Regions from separate parts of the Homo sapiens genome. Here region 1 is linked to region 2. Evidence: chromatin loops called from intact Hi-C (ENCODE). Cell type or tissue: Caco-2. All regions are shown on one strand. Each heading gives the region's core, and the rest is flanking DNA. Links, peaks and the distances in the headings are about the cores only.

What was found. Peaks named below come from ENCODE experiments on the same cell type or tissue, not always from the same donor. Only the 100,000 strongest peaks of a DNase experiment are listed, where the experiment ranks them.
Region 1: it touches region 2 in a loop (2.5-fold over the local background); 11 of 110 quality-filtered maps call a loop at or near these places.

The regions. Positions count from the first base shown.
Region 1 is chr1:184,833,458-184,842,234 of GRCh38, forward strand. All of the region lies in intron 5 of NIBAN1 (niban apoptosis regulator 1), which reads right to left. LOC107985238 (a long non-coding RNA gene) reads left to right here. Exons shown (of 2, transcript XR_007066769.1): 2 at 2,820-3,428. Among named protein-coding and RNA genes, the nearest start is that of EDEM3, 83 kb to the left of the region's middle. In Caco-2, for the core only: no CTCF peak of the experiment used is centred there; no DNase peak of the experiment used is centred there.
Region 2 is chr1:184,900,716-184,909,492 of GRCh38, forward strand. The region is part of intron 1 of NIBAN1 (niban apoptosis regulator 1); the gene reads right to left. Among named protein-coding and RNA genes, the nearest start is that of NIBAN1, 69 kb to the right of the region's middle. In Caco-2, for the core only: no CTCF peak of the experiment used is centred there; DNase peaks (open chromatin) are centred at 4,956 and 5,446.

The sequences.
Region 1 (8,777 bases), core at 169-8,168, 68 kb before region 2:
AACACTTTGGGAGGCCAAGGATGGAGGATCACTTGATGATAGGAGTTCAAGACGAGCCTGGGCAACATAGTGAGACCACATGTCTACAAAAAAAATTAGCTGAGCACGGTGGCACATGCCCATAGTCCCAGCCCCTCAGGAGGCTGAGGCAGGAGGATCACTTGAACCCAGGAGTTTGAGGCTGCAGTGAGCTATAACTGCACAATTGCACCCTATCCAGGGCAATAGAGTGAGACCCTGTCTCAAAAAAATAAATAGATAAATAAATAAAAAGAAAAGAAACGAATATGGAACAGTAACTGACATTTCCAATAGTAACATAGAGATTTGGTCAAAATCTAAATTAAATTTTGAAAAAAGAGCATGTTTCAAGAATCAAGGTTTTTTGAAAATTTTTTCTTTTTTTTTTTTTCGATTATACTTTAAGTTCTAGGGTACATGTGCACAATGTGCAGGTTTGTTACATAGGTATACATGTGCCATGCAGGTTTGCTGCACCCATTAACTCATTATTTACATTAGGTATTTCTCCTAATGTTATCCCTCCCCCTGCCCCCCACCCCACAACAGGCCCCAGTGTGTGATGTTCCCCACCCTGTGTGCAAGTGTTCTCATTGTTCAATTCCCACCTATGAGTGAGAACATGCAGTGTTTGGTTTTCTGTCCTTGTGATAGTTTGCTCAGAATGACAGTTTCCAGCTTCATCCATGTCCCTGCAAAGGACATGAACTCATCCTTTTTTATGGCTGCATAGTATTCCATGGTGTATATGTGCCACATTTTCTTAATCCAGTCTATCATTGGTGGACATTTGGGTGGGTTCCAAGTCTTTGCTATTGTGAATAGTGCCACAATAAACATATGTGTGCATGTGTCTTTACAGTAACATGATTTATAATCCTTTGGGTATATACCCAGTAATGGGATGGCTGGGTCAAATGGTATTCCTAGTTCTAGATCCTTGAGGAATCACCACAGTCTTCCATAATGGTTGAACTAGTTTACACTCCCACCAACAGTGTAAAAGCATCCCTATTTCTCCACATCCTCTCCAGCATCTGTTATTTCCTGACTTTTTAGTGATCGCCATTCTAACTGGTATGAGGTGGTATCTCACTGTGGTTGTGATTTGTGTTTCTCTGATGACCAGTGATGATGAGCATTTTTTCATGTGTCTGTTGGCTGCATAAATGTCTTCTCTTGAGAAGTGTCTGTTCATGTCCTTTGCCCACTTTTTGATGGGGTTGTTTTTTTTCTTGTAAATTTATTTAAGTTCTTTGTAGATTCTGGATATTAGCCCTTTGCCAGATGGGTAGATTGCAAAAATTTTCTCCCATTCTGTAGGTTGCCTGTTCACTCTGATGGTAGTTTCTTTTCCTGTGCAGAAGCTCTTTAGTTTAATTAGGTCCCATTTGTCTATTTTGGCTTTTGTTGCCATTGCTTTTGGTGTTTCAGTCATGAAGTCTTTGTCCTGAATAGTATTGCCTAGGTTTTCTTCCAGGGTTTTTATGGTTTTAGGTCAAACATTTAAGTCTTTAATCCATCTTGAATTAATTTTTCTATAAGGTGTAAGGAGGGGATCCAGTTTCAGCTTTCTACATATGGCTAGCCAGTTTTCCCAGCACCATTTATTAAATAGGGAATCTTTTCCCCATTTCTTGTTTTTGTCAGGTTTGTCAAAGATCAGATGGTTGTAGATGTGTGGTGTTAGTTCTGAGGCCTCTGTTCTGTTCCATTGAGCTGTATCTCTGTTTTGGTACCAGTACCATGCTGTTTTGATTACTGTACCCTTGTAGTATAGTTTGAAGTCAGGTAGCGTGACGCCTCCAGCTTTGTTCTTTTTGCTTAGGATTGTCTTGGCAATGTGGGCTCGTTTTTGGTTCCATATGAACTTTAAAGTAGTTTTTTTCCAATTCTGTGAAGAAAGTTATTGGTAGCTTGATGGAGATGGCATTGAATCTATAAATTACCTTGGGCAGTAGGCCATTTTCATGATATTCTTTCTTTCTATCTGTGAGCATGGAATGTTCTTCCATTTGTTTGTGTCCTCTTTTATTTCACTGAGCAGTGGTTTGTAGTTCTCCTTAAAGAGGTCCTTCACATCCCTTGTAAGTTGGATTCCTAGGCATTTTATTCTCTTTGTAGCAATTGTGAATGGGAGTTCACTCACGATTTGGCTCTCTGTTTGTCTGTTATTGGTGTATAGGAATGCTTGTGATTTTTGCACATTGATTTTGTATCCTGAGACTTTGCTGAAGTTGCTTATCAGCTTAAGGAGATTTGGGGCTGAGACAATGGGGTTTTCTAAATATACAATCATGTCATCTGCAAACAGGGACAATTTGACTTCCTCTTTTCCTAATTGAATACCTTTTATTTCTTTCTTTTGCCTGACTGCCCTGGGCAGAACTTCCAACACTATGTTGAATGGGAGTGGTGAGAGAGGGCATCCCTGTCTTGTGCCCGTTTTCAAAGGGAATGCTTCCAGTTTTTGCCCATTCAGTATGATATTGGCTGTGGGTTTGTCATAAATAGCTCTTATTATTTTGAGATATGAAGAATCAAGTTTTTAAATCGAAGTATTTTTTCCTCATTATTTTTCTTGGCTTGGCAAGTGATTTAATGTTTAATCTTAGAGGTTTGAAAAACAAAAATTAAAGTCTTGCTATAAAATTGACAATACCATTGGCAGCGTTCTCTCCACAAGGGGATTGTGATATGGGGCTTAGTACACTGGGAGGGACTTTACCAACTGAGATGGAAACTGTAATTATTACATTGGGATTCAAGATTGACTCATGTGCTCTTATTTTTAACAGCTGTTTTCATTTTCAACCTAAGAAAACAAAGAGATGGAAGAAAATATGGTACTGTGTCTGGATGCAGTGAGTATGGCCAGATCTGCAAGCCAGGGAATGAAGTTTTAAATTCTTCACATCCTTATAAGAAGCATAAATTTACATATTTCCTCCTCTACTGACCTCAGTAACTGCAGGAGACACTTGAAATCTTGTCCATTACCTTCTGTATCTATATCAAAGCAAACAATGACACTCCCACTGATGGCTGTGTTTCAAAGATCTTTGGAAAAAGTAACTGAAGAAATGGGATTTGGAGATGTGGATGTCAGACAGAAGTCAAAGAAGGAACCAGAAGGAGAGCTCCAATGTAATAGTGGTGGAAGTGAAGCATCTTAATACAGAAGAGAAGAAAAGTATTAATAATCAAATGAGCCACAAGAGAAATTATAGTCATCCAACAACGAAGCCTCAGAGAATGAGGGCCTGGATCTGAATTCTGGACTCTACCATTCAGGCAGACTTAAACTAGATTTTAAATACTTCCTTTCCATAAAGGAAAAAAGATCTAATCTACTGATTCATCATTGTATTTTCAGCTAATAAACTGTTAAATTAATATATGTAAAACTTTTAGAACAAATCTGCTACATTGTAAGTTGCTTTATATACATTTGTTCTTAAGATTATAAGCACAGGTCAATAGCAACTGACAGATCATTAAGCAAATAAACGACAAAGGTTTGCTTTGTAAAAGATAACACTGTGCTGCAATGGTAATATAAAAGCTTCATTTATTCTAAGTTGTTTGAGAAGGCATTGCTGAGCTCAGTCAGAATGTACAGGTGTTCAAGAGAAACCAGATTAGCAGTTATTTTATGAACTTCCTGCCACAGATCTCATGGGAACAAATTCCAGGTTCACAATCACCTACTCTCCTGCCAATAAGCAAATTGAGAGTTTCGTTCTGTGGCCCTCAGAATCAAAATGGTTTTTGGCTTTTAAGCAGTCTCCTGGCAAGCCAACTTAGAAACAAATGGCAGCTATCAGCCCAAACTCTACTCTTCCAGCGTGCTATAATTATGAGAAGGCCTAGGGAGACAGAGTGCTGGGGAGTAACTTAGACATCACTACATTCAGCTCTCTCATTTAATGGATGAGGAAACTGGAACAAGAAATGGTTAATTTCCTAGCTGAAGGTCACACAGCTGGTCAGTAGCAGAGCCAAAAGTTGAAAAAGTGGCTCTGGCATGTTGTAAGTGGCCCTGGCATTCATGCTAACTTAAATAATAGACTATGAGAGTTGGAAGTGATCTTAAAGGTCACCTACCCCAAGCTCTCATTCAATGTTGGGATCCTTCAGAATCCCAGACAGACACTGGTTTGGCCCCGGCTTGATTATTTCCAGTGACAGGAAGCTCACAATTTAATGAAAATAGTTCTTTCCATCACTGAACTGCTCCAAATTTTCCTTCTATTGAGCCAAAGTCTGTTTCCATGGACTCTCTCTCCCATTAATCTCATTTCTCCCTTTCAGAACAAAATAGACAAGTTTACTCTTCTTCCATATGGTAACCCGAGAAAAAAACAGTAATCAGCTGAATATCCTTATTTCTCTTCAACTGTTCTTTAAACAGCGTATCTTTTGAATCTTTTTAATTTGACCTTCCCTTTTCCTTCTTTCCCTCAGTGATCCATTCAAATTTATCTATATCTTCCTTAAACTTGACCTCTACAACTGAATACAATAGACTAGGTATTGTCCGACTGGTGCAAATTATACCAAGTCAAAGGATACTTTCTTTTTCTGATCTCTAACCTCTTTTTTAATACAACCACGTCACACTGTTGACTCCTGTCTTTCTAGAGTTATAAATCCTTATACCTTTTTCATATAAAACTCTTGCCAATATAAGCCTCTCCTAGCCTGTATTTCTGCTTTTGACTTCGAAGGACAGATTTTTAACATTATCTCTATTACATTACAACTTACTGTGCTCGGCCCAGAGCCCCGAACCTGCTGAAATCATTTAAAAACTGTGATTCTGTCCCCTGAGTCTCTTATACCACAGTATCATCTGAAAACCTGGTAAGTTTGCCTTCTATGTTTCTGGCCAACTCAACGATACAAAAACATTCACCAGATCAGGAGTGAGGAAAGAGCCCTGAGAAACGATAAGCATTTGGGGAGATAGAGGGGAGACACATTTTGGCCATTCATTCAACAATCACATCCTCACGACCAAGAACTGTGTAGGAATGCACTATTCTCTTTAGTCTCTCTCTACTTCCTCATTCATGCAGCTGCATGGAAAACTCATATTTGGTAGACATGATTAAGGATTCTGCAAGGAAAGGAAAACTTCTCTAGGCCTCTTGGGGACAGTTATTCATGGGGCCAGCCAGAGAGGAGCTGCTTTTATTTTTTTCCACTTATACAGATTTATAACACATCTGAATCAACTGAAACACCAAAGCTCCAAGGCCTGTGGAGTCATTCTAGATTCTGCCTCTGGCTGTGGTGTTGGGACTCCCTGACTCAGGCTGGGTTTGGAAGCTGCCTTGTTATTTTATTTCATCAGTAAACTGTGCCAAGCCCTGTTAGCTGATCTGCCGGGTGATTTGTGAAAGTTATGTAACAGCATTACTCACTATGCTGCTACGGGGCTCATCTCACTGAGTTACACTTCTAAACTGTCTTTTGCTTCAGGTCAGATGTCATCTTTCCTATGGGAGATGCAGTGAGGCTGTGTGCCCCAGTTTCTTTCTAGAACAAAGAAGGGGAACAGGGGAAGGTAATCAACACTTACTGAGTCCCTACCATGGAGTATGGACCATGAGAGATGCTTACACACACACAGTCTCTATAATCCTTCCAACAATCCCATCAGGCAGGAATTAATATCCCCACTTTACAGAAGACAAGAAAATGGAGTTTTGGGAAGGCTAAATAGTTTCTTTAAGCTAGCATGTGGTCAAGCAATGGCCACTTACCTCTAAAGTCCTGTTATAACAGTTTATCATGTAATTTTTAAAAACTTTTTATTTTGAGATAATTTTAGATTATCTCAAATAAGATCTCAAATTTGAGATTATCTCAAATTATTAGTTCTTATTTCTCACATGCTGTTATAAGAAATAATATAGAGATACCCTATATACACCCTTCACTCGGGTTTCCCAAAAGGGAGCATCTTGCAACCCTATAGTACGATATACCACAACCATGAAATTGACATTGCTGCAGTCCAACATTTTTATTCAGATTTCACCAGTTTTACATGCATTCCTGTGTGTGTGTGTGTGTGTGCACGCGCGCGTGTGTGTGTGTGTTGTTCCATTTAATTTTTTTTTTTTGAGACGTAGTTTCACTCTTGTTGCCCAGGCTGGAGTGCAATGGCACGATCTTGGTTCACTGCAACCTCCACCTCCCGGGTTCAAGCGATTATCCTGCCTCAGTCTCCTGAGTAGCTGGGATTACAGGTGCCCACCACCACGCCCAGCTAATTTTTGTATTTTTTAGTATAGACGGGGTTTTGCCATATTGGCCAGGCTGGTCTCGAACTCCTGACCTCATGTGATCCACCCGCCTTGGCCTCCTAAAGCGCTGGGATTATAGGTGTGAGCCACCGAGCCTGGCCTGTTCCATTTAATTTTAAGGTTATTTTAAAAGAGACTTTTCTTCTCAAAGTTTAGAATAATATAATTCTAGAGTTTGATCATAGATTAGAGATCACTTAGTCCAAATCTTTCATTTTACAATTGAACAGACTGAGGGCCACATAGGGTGTGATATGGCATTACTAAAAATAAAGCAAAACAAAACTTCCCTGGAATTAACAATGAATGGTGCTCATTCTAATGAAATGGTAATAAAAGTTTTAATTTTTATTTTAAAACACATTTATACATGACCAACCTAAGCAAATGCTTATCACCATATCATAAATGATAATTCTTACGAGAACCAGCCCCATTACTTAGAAGAAATCAGTAAATTATCAGAGCTCCCTCAATTATATTTTATAAACTATAATACCAAAATATTAATCTACTGACCAAATCATATCTGTATTAGTGGACACAGCCCTATCAGAAGGAGAGGAGGAATATGTCAAGAATACATGTATACCCCATGGAGATCCAGGGACCCAAGGATGAGTTACAGTGGTGTTGGTCTAGTTGAAAGTATAAAAATATAAGAACTCACCCTGAGAATATAAAACACTTCTCAAACAAATGGAAGAATGGTGTTTCTAGTAAAGACATTGTTCTGAGATAAATTTTTGGCTGCAGAGAAAAATACTGCCTACCTTGTCCAGCTAAAGGCAGTCCATCTCTTGAATTCTTGACTTGTCAATAAATATTAAAAGACTATTTGTCAACAGCGAAAAGGAAGTGGTGACTACTAGAACAAGTGAAGACAGACTAACCTCATTTCCTTCAGATAGACATACTAGATTGGTAGATTAGAAGGCTGTCGGAGACATCCTGTACCTAGGCAACTATAACATCTTGCATGATTTTGATTGGCACAGTAAAGAAACTTAGACTGGCTGATGATGCAAATAGACACAATCAAATAGTTAAAACCACCCAAATCATGGGTGCTGGGTAAAGGGCTGAGGTTATTGACATCCTGGAGGGAAATCTCCAGGGCATTGCCTTAAAACATGTTCAATTACTTAGAAAAGAGTGTGAGTGTGTGTGTGTGTGTGTGTGTATGTGTATTATAGTTATTAAATTTTCTTTACCAACTACATATGAGACACTGAGTTAGGCTCTGAGGATACAAAGCTGAAAAAAATATGGCTTTTAACTTCAAGTTCCTCACAGTTTAGTGGATGACAGAACCAGGATCCAAAATGGGGTACAATACGGATAAATGAATCTTGCACTTAAGTCCAAAAACACATCCATATAAGTAAACAATATGTGCCTGATACATAGTAGGCATGAATAAAAAATTGGTGAATAAATTGAATGAATAAAGGTACGAAGTTTGAAGAAAAAAAACCCCAAACCCTGGGGTTTCATTTAGTTGCAAGCTCAGTGCAAGTCAGTCAGGGGTGTGATACAATTGTCCACAAAGCATGTAAGGTTGAGCCTCATAAATGCGAAATATAACAGGAACAAGAATGGTCACAGATGTATTCTGAGGTATGCTCCTCTGAGCTCATCATTCCATGGCTCTAGCTCATGCTGGATACCAGAATATTTTACAAACATTTTTTAAAATAAAGAAAAAAGTGGAGTACTTCTGAAGAAGACCAAGTGAATGAGGAATCTCACAGCCTTGGAAAGGAAAAACCTAGAAGAAAGAGATCTTTATCTATACGAAGATCTTCAATGGAACAGAGGGCTGGATTCGTTTCATGGAGATTCAGATACTAGAACCAGGGTTGTGTCATTTAGAGTGTGGCAGATTTTGACTCAATATAAGGAGCAAATTTCTAACATATGGGCTTATCTTAAAGTCAAATAGGCTCCAACAGGATGTCAAAATTTCCCCTAGAAAGGAAGTACTCCATCTGGGCTGAGTTACCTTGTAACAGGTGTACAGATTTGCTCAAATCTCTATTATATAGTCTCATGGCATCATGTGCCTCCCACCACTGTACTTACAGCAGTTATAATGTTACAGTTATTAGTGTAATCATGTGAGATATGTCTTTCCCCAAGACTGTAAACTCCAAAAGGATAGGGTGCTGCCATTCATATTCACCCCTGCATCCCTACTCCCTAGTACATAGTACTTATTAAGTGTTCAAAGAAGGAAAGAAAGGAGGGAACGTGGGAGGAGAAGAAAGAAAACCAGCACTAGAAGGGGTGCTGGTTTAAATCTCCTATAAAGTTCTTCTAAATTTGAAATTTCATGGTTACAAACAAACCCAGGTTGCAAATGATTCACATTGTCTTAACGATTGCCTTCCCTACTGTTGTAAAGAGATACTGAAGGGAACTGATGTACTCTACCCC
Region 2 (8,777 bases), core at 617-8,616:
TTCTCATGCAGATTAGAAACCCTTACAACATTTCAACTACTTGCTGCAGGGTACAGAAAGAAACACAGGCTTCACTGATTGTGCTCGTAAGCGATGAGTCCGCAGAACAGGGTACAGCTTGAGGAAAAATAAACTTGCTGTAATATTCCAAAATATTTTAAAGTACTTTCATATGAACTTGACATCATTTTTGCTTTTAAAATTTGATATTATAGTCAATAAAGAGATATTAAAATATACTGGCAAGATTTGTTTAGAGCTATCATGTGGGTTAAATTTCAAAAATAAGTGAAGAGTTCTAACTACATAGATTGAGGTACTCAATAGGAAAGCCTTGAATCCATAGCAACCCGTTTCTAAGCCTATAGAACCATAGCCAAAAACACCCATAATGTATGAATACTCTCCATATGCAGAGAATCCTACTTTTGTTTGGGAATTTAGGTCTTATACTATAAATGAGGTAAAGAGGAATTCTTTCATATTCACTTCATAACATGGCATTTACTGGTCATGTGAGCTTTAATAATTATTACTTGTAAGGTGCTTTGAGACCCACTAATAATAGATTCTGTAGAAATGCAAATAAAAGCTCCTATAATTTGAATCAGGCATGCTTTTGCTTGCTCTGTGCATTTATGGTATTACTATTAATCAGTATTTGCATAATACTTTAATATACTCAGGCTTTATAATCATCTAATTGGTTATTATGCTATCAGCTTTTATGCAGTGTAATTCTCTATGCTTGTCTATAATTTTCTTACATAGGAGTGGGACAGTGTGGGAATTCCCACAATGAGAACGAATCTCACTTTACTAAAACATATAAATGATGAACAAAATTTGCCCTTTAGGTCCAAGTAGCCACTGTTTGGTCTATCAGAAAAGCAGCCTGTTAATTTCTAATGTTTATTTTTGTACTCTTGAAAGCACTTGGATTGAAATGAAAGGAGGTGAATGTCATTTTATGATGAACTCTATAAAGCTTTGAAAGCTGATTTTCTGCCACATCACCAAGCCTCCCCAGGGACGCCCTGCTTCTGGTGAGGTGCCATAATGCTCTCTTCTGATATATGAGAAAAATGCTTCTGTAATTTGAATATCTGCATACTGTCCCATTAACACATCATCCACCAGGTAGCGCTTATAAAGAAGCAATTGCAGCTTCTTTAGGTAATTAATCTAATAACTAGTTCAAACTATGTATGATATAGCTAACAATATCATATGTTCTGGGGTGGGGGGAACCTAAAGTTATTTGGCAAGTGTATCTGGACTTTAGATTAAGCCTATCTAAATCCAAATAAATAAGTACCCAATGTAGGGATCCTAAGACTGAGAGCAAAGTCTGGTGTTGAGGCAGGGGACGGTCTGGCTTGGTGGCTCTTGCTTGTAAGCTAGCACTTTGGGAAGCTGAGGCAGGAACATTGCTTGAAGCCAGGAGTTTGAGGTTGTGATGAGCTATGATTGCACCACTGTACTCCAGCCTGGGAAACAGAGCAAGACCCCACCTCTAATTTAAAAAAAAATAGTCTGATGTTGGAGCAAAATACCACTGTGGTTAGGAATCAGACAGGTTCAAATCCCATCTCTACTACTTGCCAGCTGTGAGATCTCATGTGAGTTACTTCTTTCTGCTCACATGTTAAATGAAGAAAACAAGAGTAGCAGCCTCATAAGGTTATTCTAATGATTCCATGAACTAATGCAGTAAAGTGCTCAGCATGATAGCTGGCACATAGAAAATGTTCCATAATTGATCATAATTAAAATGATGATGATAATGGTGATGTGGGTGTCCCTTAGGCAAGCACCAGGATAAAGTCCTCAAGCTGAACTAAGGAATTAAGGAGAAGAAAAAAGCCGGCTGTTTACTGTAACTCTTGCACTAGGGCCATCCTGCCCTGCTGTATACAGAAGAGCTGCCCCACCCATTGCAGGCTCCAAACAAATACAACCTACATTTTCACAAAGGTTCAGCATAGAAGACCCTCAGTGCATTCCTGAATTAAAACCAACTAAATAAAACATCAACATTAATGAACTGAAGAAAAAGTGTAAGTTAGGGGCTGTGTTTCATTGAGCTTCTCTCTCTGAGCCTCAATTTTCTCACCTGCAAAATGAGGATAATAAGATGCCCATATCACAGGGTTTCATGAGGAGCAAATAAAATATTCTGTATATTGAAAACTATCTAGGACAGTGCCTGACACATATTAGTTGATCAATCAATTTTGACTATTTAATATTCCACAATGAAAACATTCAAACAAGTGATCAGCCCACAGGGGCCACACAAAATAACCTCAGCTGAAACTACATTATTCATCACCGTTTTCAAGATTCTTGAGCACTGAATTCCTTTCATATCCCTGTCACCAAATTTAGTATCACATTCTCTTTCCTAAATTGTTTATAAAACACAGTGCCAGGTCTTATACTGAAAGGAGATTACTCAATAATGGAAGGACTAAAAGCAATGGAAGGGATTCTTCCACATTTTGATATACCACCATTTTTGGCACAGGTATGTATCTCTAATCCTACTTGTTTATTACAGCTTGTGCTGGGCATTGCGTTAGTACAATTCACTTGACCCTAAGCTGCTCATAACACCCTTCAAGGTAATCATCACTGATGCTAAAAGAAGCCACTTGATATAGTTTGGATCTTTTGTCCCCTGCAAATCTCATGTTGAGATGTAATCCCCAATGTTGGAGGTGTGGCCTGGTGGGAGGTGTTTGGGTCATGGGGGCGGATCTCTCATTAATGGCTTAGTGCCATCCCCTTGGGATAGGTGTGTTCTTGTTCCCTTAGTTCACATGAGAGCTGGTTGTTTGAAGGGAGCCTGGCACCTTCTCCTCTCTCTTGCTCAGCTCTTGCCATGTGATGCACCTGCTCCCCCTTTGCCTTCTGCTATGATTGTAAGCTTCCTGAGGCCCTCACCAGAAGTAGATGCCAGCATTATGCTTCCTGTACAGGCTGTAGAACCAAGAACCATGAGCCGATTAAACCTTTTTTTTTTTTTTTTTTTTTTGAGATAGTCTCAATCTGTCACCCAGGCTTGGAGTGCAGTGCTGCAATCACAGCTCACTGCAGCCTTGACCTCCCAGTCTTAAGCAATCCTCCCATCTCAGCCTCCTGAGTAGTTGGGACCACAGGAGCGTGCCACCACACTTATTATTTTTTTTTTTTTAGACACAGTTTCACTCTTATCCCCCAGGCTGTAGTGCAGTGGTGCCATCTTGGCTCACTGCAACCTCCGCCTCCCAGGTTCTAGTGATTCTCCTGCCTCAGCCTCCCAAGTAGCTGAGATTACAGGCATGCACCACCACACCTGGCTAATTTTGTATTTTTAGCAGAGACAGGGTTTCACCATGTTAGTCAGGCTGGTCTCAAACTTCTGACCTCAAGTGATCCACCCGCCTCGGCCTCCCAAAGTGCTGGGATTACAGGAGTGGATCACTGCACCCAGCCAATTTTTGTATTTTTTGTAGAGACAGGGTTTCACCATGTTGCCCAGGCTGGTTTCGAATCCCTAGACTCATGATCCACCCGCCTCGACTCCCATAGTGCTGGGATTACAGGCATGAGCCATCACACCCACCCTAAATTTTTTTTCTTTATAAATTACCCAGCCTCAGATATTTCCTTATAGCAACGGAAGGAAACTAACACACCTCTTTGACAACTCTGTCCATATAACTTAGCTTCAGTTCACCTTTGTAAAATTAAGAAAAATATCTGCTGGCCCCTTTGAAGCCATTAACTCTATACAGGCTCAAAAACTCAGCATTCATTTGACTCCTTCTCTCCCATTCCCAGATCCAATCATCAGATCTTGCCACTTTTATTTCCAGAAATTTCTTGATTCCATTTCCTTTTCCCCATCCCAACCACCACACCTTCAATCAAGCCTCTACTATCTCTCAACGACATTATAAAAGTCTCTTGGGCTGGGCGCAGTAGCTCACACAATCCCAGCATTTTGGGAGGCCAAGGTGGGTGGATCACTTGAGGTCAAGAGTTCAAGACCAGCCTGGCCAACATGATGAAACCCTGTCTCTACCAAAAATACAAAAATTAGCCGGGTGTGGTGGTGCACACCTGTAATCCCAGCTACTTGGGAGGCTGAGGCAGGAGAATCACTTGAGCCTGGGAGGCAGAGGTTGCAGTGAGCCAAGATCGCACCACTGCACCCTAGGTGACAGAGCGAGATCTGTCTCAAAAAAAAAAAATTCTCTGTATCTACCCTACTTCAGCATCACAGCAGAGACAGAGGAGAAAAACAAAAACAGGAACTCTCAGCTCTTAAACAGGAACAAAAAAGTGAAAACCAGAGTGGGAGGGGGAGTGCCAGGGCTGATCCTGGAGGATTATGGGGAATGAGCCAAAGCTTGGTGTGTGTGGCAGAGGCTGGTTCTGAGAAGTGGCCGGAGTCCAGGGCTGATGGGGCAGAACAGGAGAGGCTAAATCAAAGCTGACCACCTTGGTCCCACTCAAAGGTAGCATGAGTTACAAAAAGGCCCAGATGTTAGAGGTGGGAACTGTATTTCAGAACCAAATCTTGGCACTGATGTTACTAAGACACTCTTTTGAAAGTCATAAGGGTCACACCTCATTAGTCATAGGGGCACAACCTTCTGACTTGTCCTGGACTGGCAGCTTTCATTTAACATGCTGCTGCAAGATCATATCACTATCTTTGTAAGAAAAAAAAAATCTTCAATGTTTCCCTATTGCCTAGGGTAGTAACCCCTCGTCCTAGTACCACGGGCCTGGGATCTCACCTCAACTGTCTTTATTTCCCACTTCTTTCACTCAACTTAAGCCTTCTTGCCCCTGTGCATACATGTGCCTTCTCTCCTCCTTTCTCCCCCTAAGTCCCCTGCTAGCCACTTTCAGACCCTTCAAGCCCACATGACAGTCCCAACCCGAGTAGAAACCTCTTTGGATCTCCCCAGCTGGAAGCAATCACACCTTCTTTGGCATTCTCCCAAGATTGTGTACCACTTCTACTGCAGCTGTTCAAATATAGCTTATCTCTCCTCCAAGGGTATATTGTGTTTATATACTCAGCAAATATTTGTTGAATGAATGAAAGAATGGCTGAGTAAATATTCAAGAGTAAACCAAATTACAATGCATTCTATCAACAAAACCCATGCCAATGCCCCAGGAAAGGAGAAAGGTACAGTTTTCAGCTTGAATATTAATTACCAAAAATATACACTCTTGGCCAGGCATGGTGGCTCATGCCTGTAATCCCAGCACTTGGGGAGGCCGAGATGGGAGGATCACCTGAGTGCAGGAGTTTGAAACTAGCCTGGACAACATAGAGAGACCTTGACTCTACAAAAAAAAATTAAAAAATTAGCCAAGTGTGGTGATGCACACCTGTAGTTGCAGCTACTCAGCAGTGGTGGGGGTGGGGTGAGGGTGAGGCAGAGTATTGCTTGAGCCCAGGAATTCGAGGCTGCAGTGAGCTGTGATCACACCACTGCACTCCATCCTGGCTGACAGAGCAAGATCCTGTCTCAAAATAAATGAACACACACACACACACACATGCACACACACACACACATTTGAAATTCAATTCATATCTGTTTATAAAATATCAGACTCTTGGCTGGGCGCGGTGGCTCACACCTGTAATCCTAGCACTTTGGGAGGCCGAGGCGGGTGGATCACCTGAGGTCAGAAGTTCTAGACCAGCCTGACTAACATGGAGAAACCCCGTCCCTACTAAAAATACAAAATTAGCCAGGCGTGGTGGCGCATGCCTGTAATCCCAGCTACTCGGGAGGCTGAGGAAGGAGAATAGCTTGAATCAGGGAGGCGGAGGTTGCGGTGAGCTGAGATTGTGCCACTGCACTGTAGCCTGGGTAACAAGAGTGAAACTCCATCTCAAAAAAGAAAATAATAATAATAATAATAAATCAGACTCTTACAAGTTAATTCTTTTCAAGCTTTTAAATGAGTTTTGTCCATGAAATTATTTGTGGGAAATAATTTACAAACAAAATCCTTTCTTGGCTTATCTGTTTTCCTTAACCAGTCTGAAACCACAGCAAATACAAGGCTCTGGGTAAAACTTTTATGAAGTCTGAAGAGCCTGACAAATCTGTATATTTTCTCATTCTAGAAGGTTCTTCTAAAACCAGTTCCCAGTCCTGAAGCAGATCAACTCAAATCTACTGTTTATCAGCAGTCTTTCTTGGAAGATACTATTTATAGCAGATTATGCCTCGTTCCCCCAACATTCTGTGTCATCACAACTATGATACATTCTATAATCTTCTCTGAAATATGTAGCTTCCTATTTCAATTACTTTTAGAAAAGCACAAAAATGTACTGATTAAGTGCAAAAAGATACAAAAATCCAAACACTGTTTTTTATACATTTTCTGCTAATCTTTTTTCAATTCTTTTTAAAAATAGTTGAGACTGTTATGTTTTATATCCACATTTTAGCTTTGGTTTTTCCTATAAAATTGCAAAAAAAAAAATCACGACTTTCAGATATTGCATTTTTACTGTTACTATGAAGGTGAAACATACAGAAATAAATAAAAATAAGTTTATTTTAACCAGGTGGTTATTTCCTGGCAACTGAGGAAAATCCACATATGAGAAGATTAATCAGGCCATTGGCACAGTTTCTTAAAAACTGTTGAGGTTTCAGGTGAAGATTAATTTTGAGAAATAAGACAAATGGTTCTAAAAAATAAAATAGATTTAATATTTATAAAAGAAATTACAATATCCACTATTGTTTATTTTCACCAGAGTTTCTCAAATTATAACAGTCTAAAAGTCCTGATGAATTATAACATCAGCTATGGTCTTAGGTTGCTAAGCACCATCACTTTACACCTTAGGGTGGAGAAATTGGAAATCCCAATTCACAATACAGAGGTGTAAAAATCTAATTACACAGAATAATGCCCAAGGACTCTCTTTTTCTTCTGGTAAATGCCTTAGAGAACGGGGATAAATTGGATTCTCCATAATTGAACTGAAGGGAGTGTATGTGTGTTTTTAAAGCACATTTATTATTGGTGCCTGAGAGTCAGGTTTTTGAACAGTCTCTCCTAGGAAAAGGCAAAATGATTCACGGATAGCCTTGATTCTGCAGCCTACCCTGTAGAAATCCCACCTTGAGTTAAAAATAAGAGACATAAAAACCAACTTAAGTTCTCTGTGATTTACTTTGGATATTCATCCACAAAGAGAAACAAACAAACACTTATTCTCCCAAGAGCTTATATGAAATATATCAAAGCCAAGCCAGGACCCTCGTAGGGCTCAGCCAGCAACTGGATGGAAAGAAGGCATGCTTAAGAACAAACAATAAAGCATCGTTTCCTGCTTTCCAACACTTACCCTCATAGAGGTCCCAAATTCTGTGAGCAAAACCTGCAGCGAAGTGTGAGAGACCCTAAGTTCTTCCCAAGTCCTGTTCTAAAAGCAAGCCCAGTATCTCTAATATGGCCACAAAGCTTAGCCCATCAAAGGCATTCAATGAATCCTCATGTACTTACAGATGCTACATAAAAGAGTATATATCAGCTCCAATGGGTAAGCAGAGGCAAAAATATTGTTTTCTGCAAATGACCACTGAAATAAATTAAGGTCCCATTGGCACTGTGCATTTTCTGGAACAATACCTTCAAAGGTTAATATAAGTAAGAGAAATGGGAGAAGATGGACAGAGAGGAAAAAACACACTACCATTTCATGTTACTATTCCCACTACCTTATTCCATAGAGAAACTAAAATCCCGCTGTGGTCAACTTTTCCAGAGGACACCTTTCTAGAACTCTAAGACCTTAAGTTTGGTTTCCTCTTTTTTAGGAGAGGAAACCAATAGTATTGTTAGAAAAAATATATATGCCCATACATTTATGCACACATCTTGTTTCAGCTATAAATAGATGAAAGCTGACTTTAAATTTCCTTCCATTCCACTTGGAAGAAGTGCTTGGAAATTTTCAAGATTATTTTGTCATTACCTCACAGCACGCCTCCAATTTTCTCATGATACATCTGATGAGAATAAATCTTGTTTATTTTGCCACTTTTCTAAGCTGTCTAATGCCCCCCAAGGAAGCTACAGATTGGCTGTCTTTTTCTTTACAAAAATGAGAGGGAAGAGTGTGAAAAAGAAAATTAATCTGATATAGCTGCTTTTTCAGAGAGCATCACAGGAACTATGAATCCATGAAGAATAACAATGTTTTTGCCCATTAGACAACCTTTCTTGGTTTTAAGGAAAACATCTAACTGAAATTCAGAAACTGAAATAATGAGATTCCCTTTGCTCTTTTTGTGACTAATCACAGTCATTAAATTTTTTCTGCACTCATTTTATCAGGGGCTCTCAGATTATTCCAAAATCCTGAAAATATTCTTTGCTTAAAGATTGCAACCATGCAAATGAACACAACATGCACATTAAAAGAAATCAGGCCAGACTTAAAATAAGCCAGGCCACAAGCCCAGGAATTTCAGTGATTTCCCTTCCAACACATCAGGTTCTATGGTGTCTCCTCTAGGTTTCTCTCTTATTTTCCTATGTTTTTTTCTTTTTCTTATTTCATTTTTCTTCTCTCCACACAGACATACATTTGTTTGAAATGCTTGCTTTATATTTTACATTTTTTCTTTCTCAAGAATCTATGCCATTAATGTAAAAAAACGCATTTCTAGATAACTGTGTTTGGGGCCCAGATATGCTTGCATTCTGTTAGTCTGGGGATATGTGTA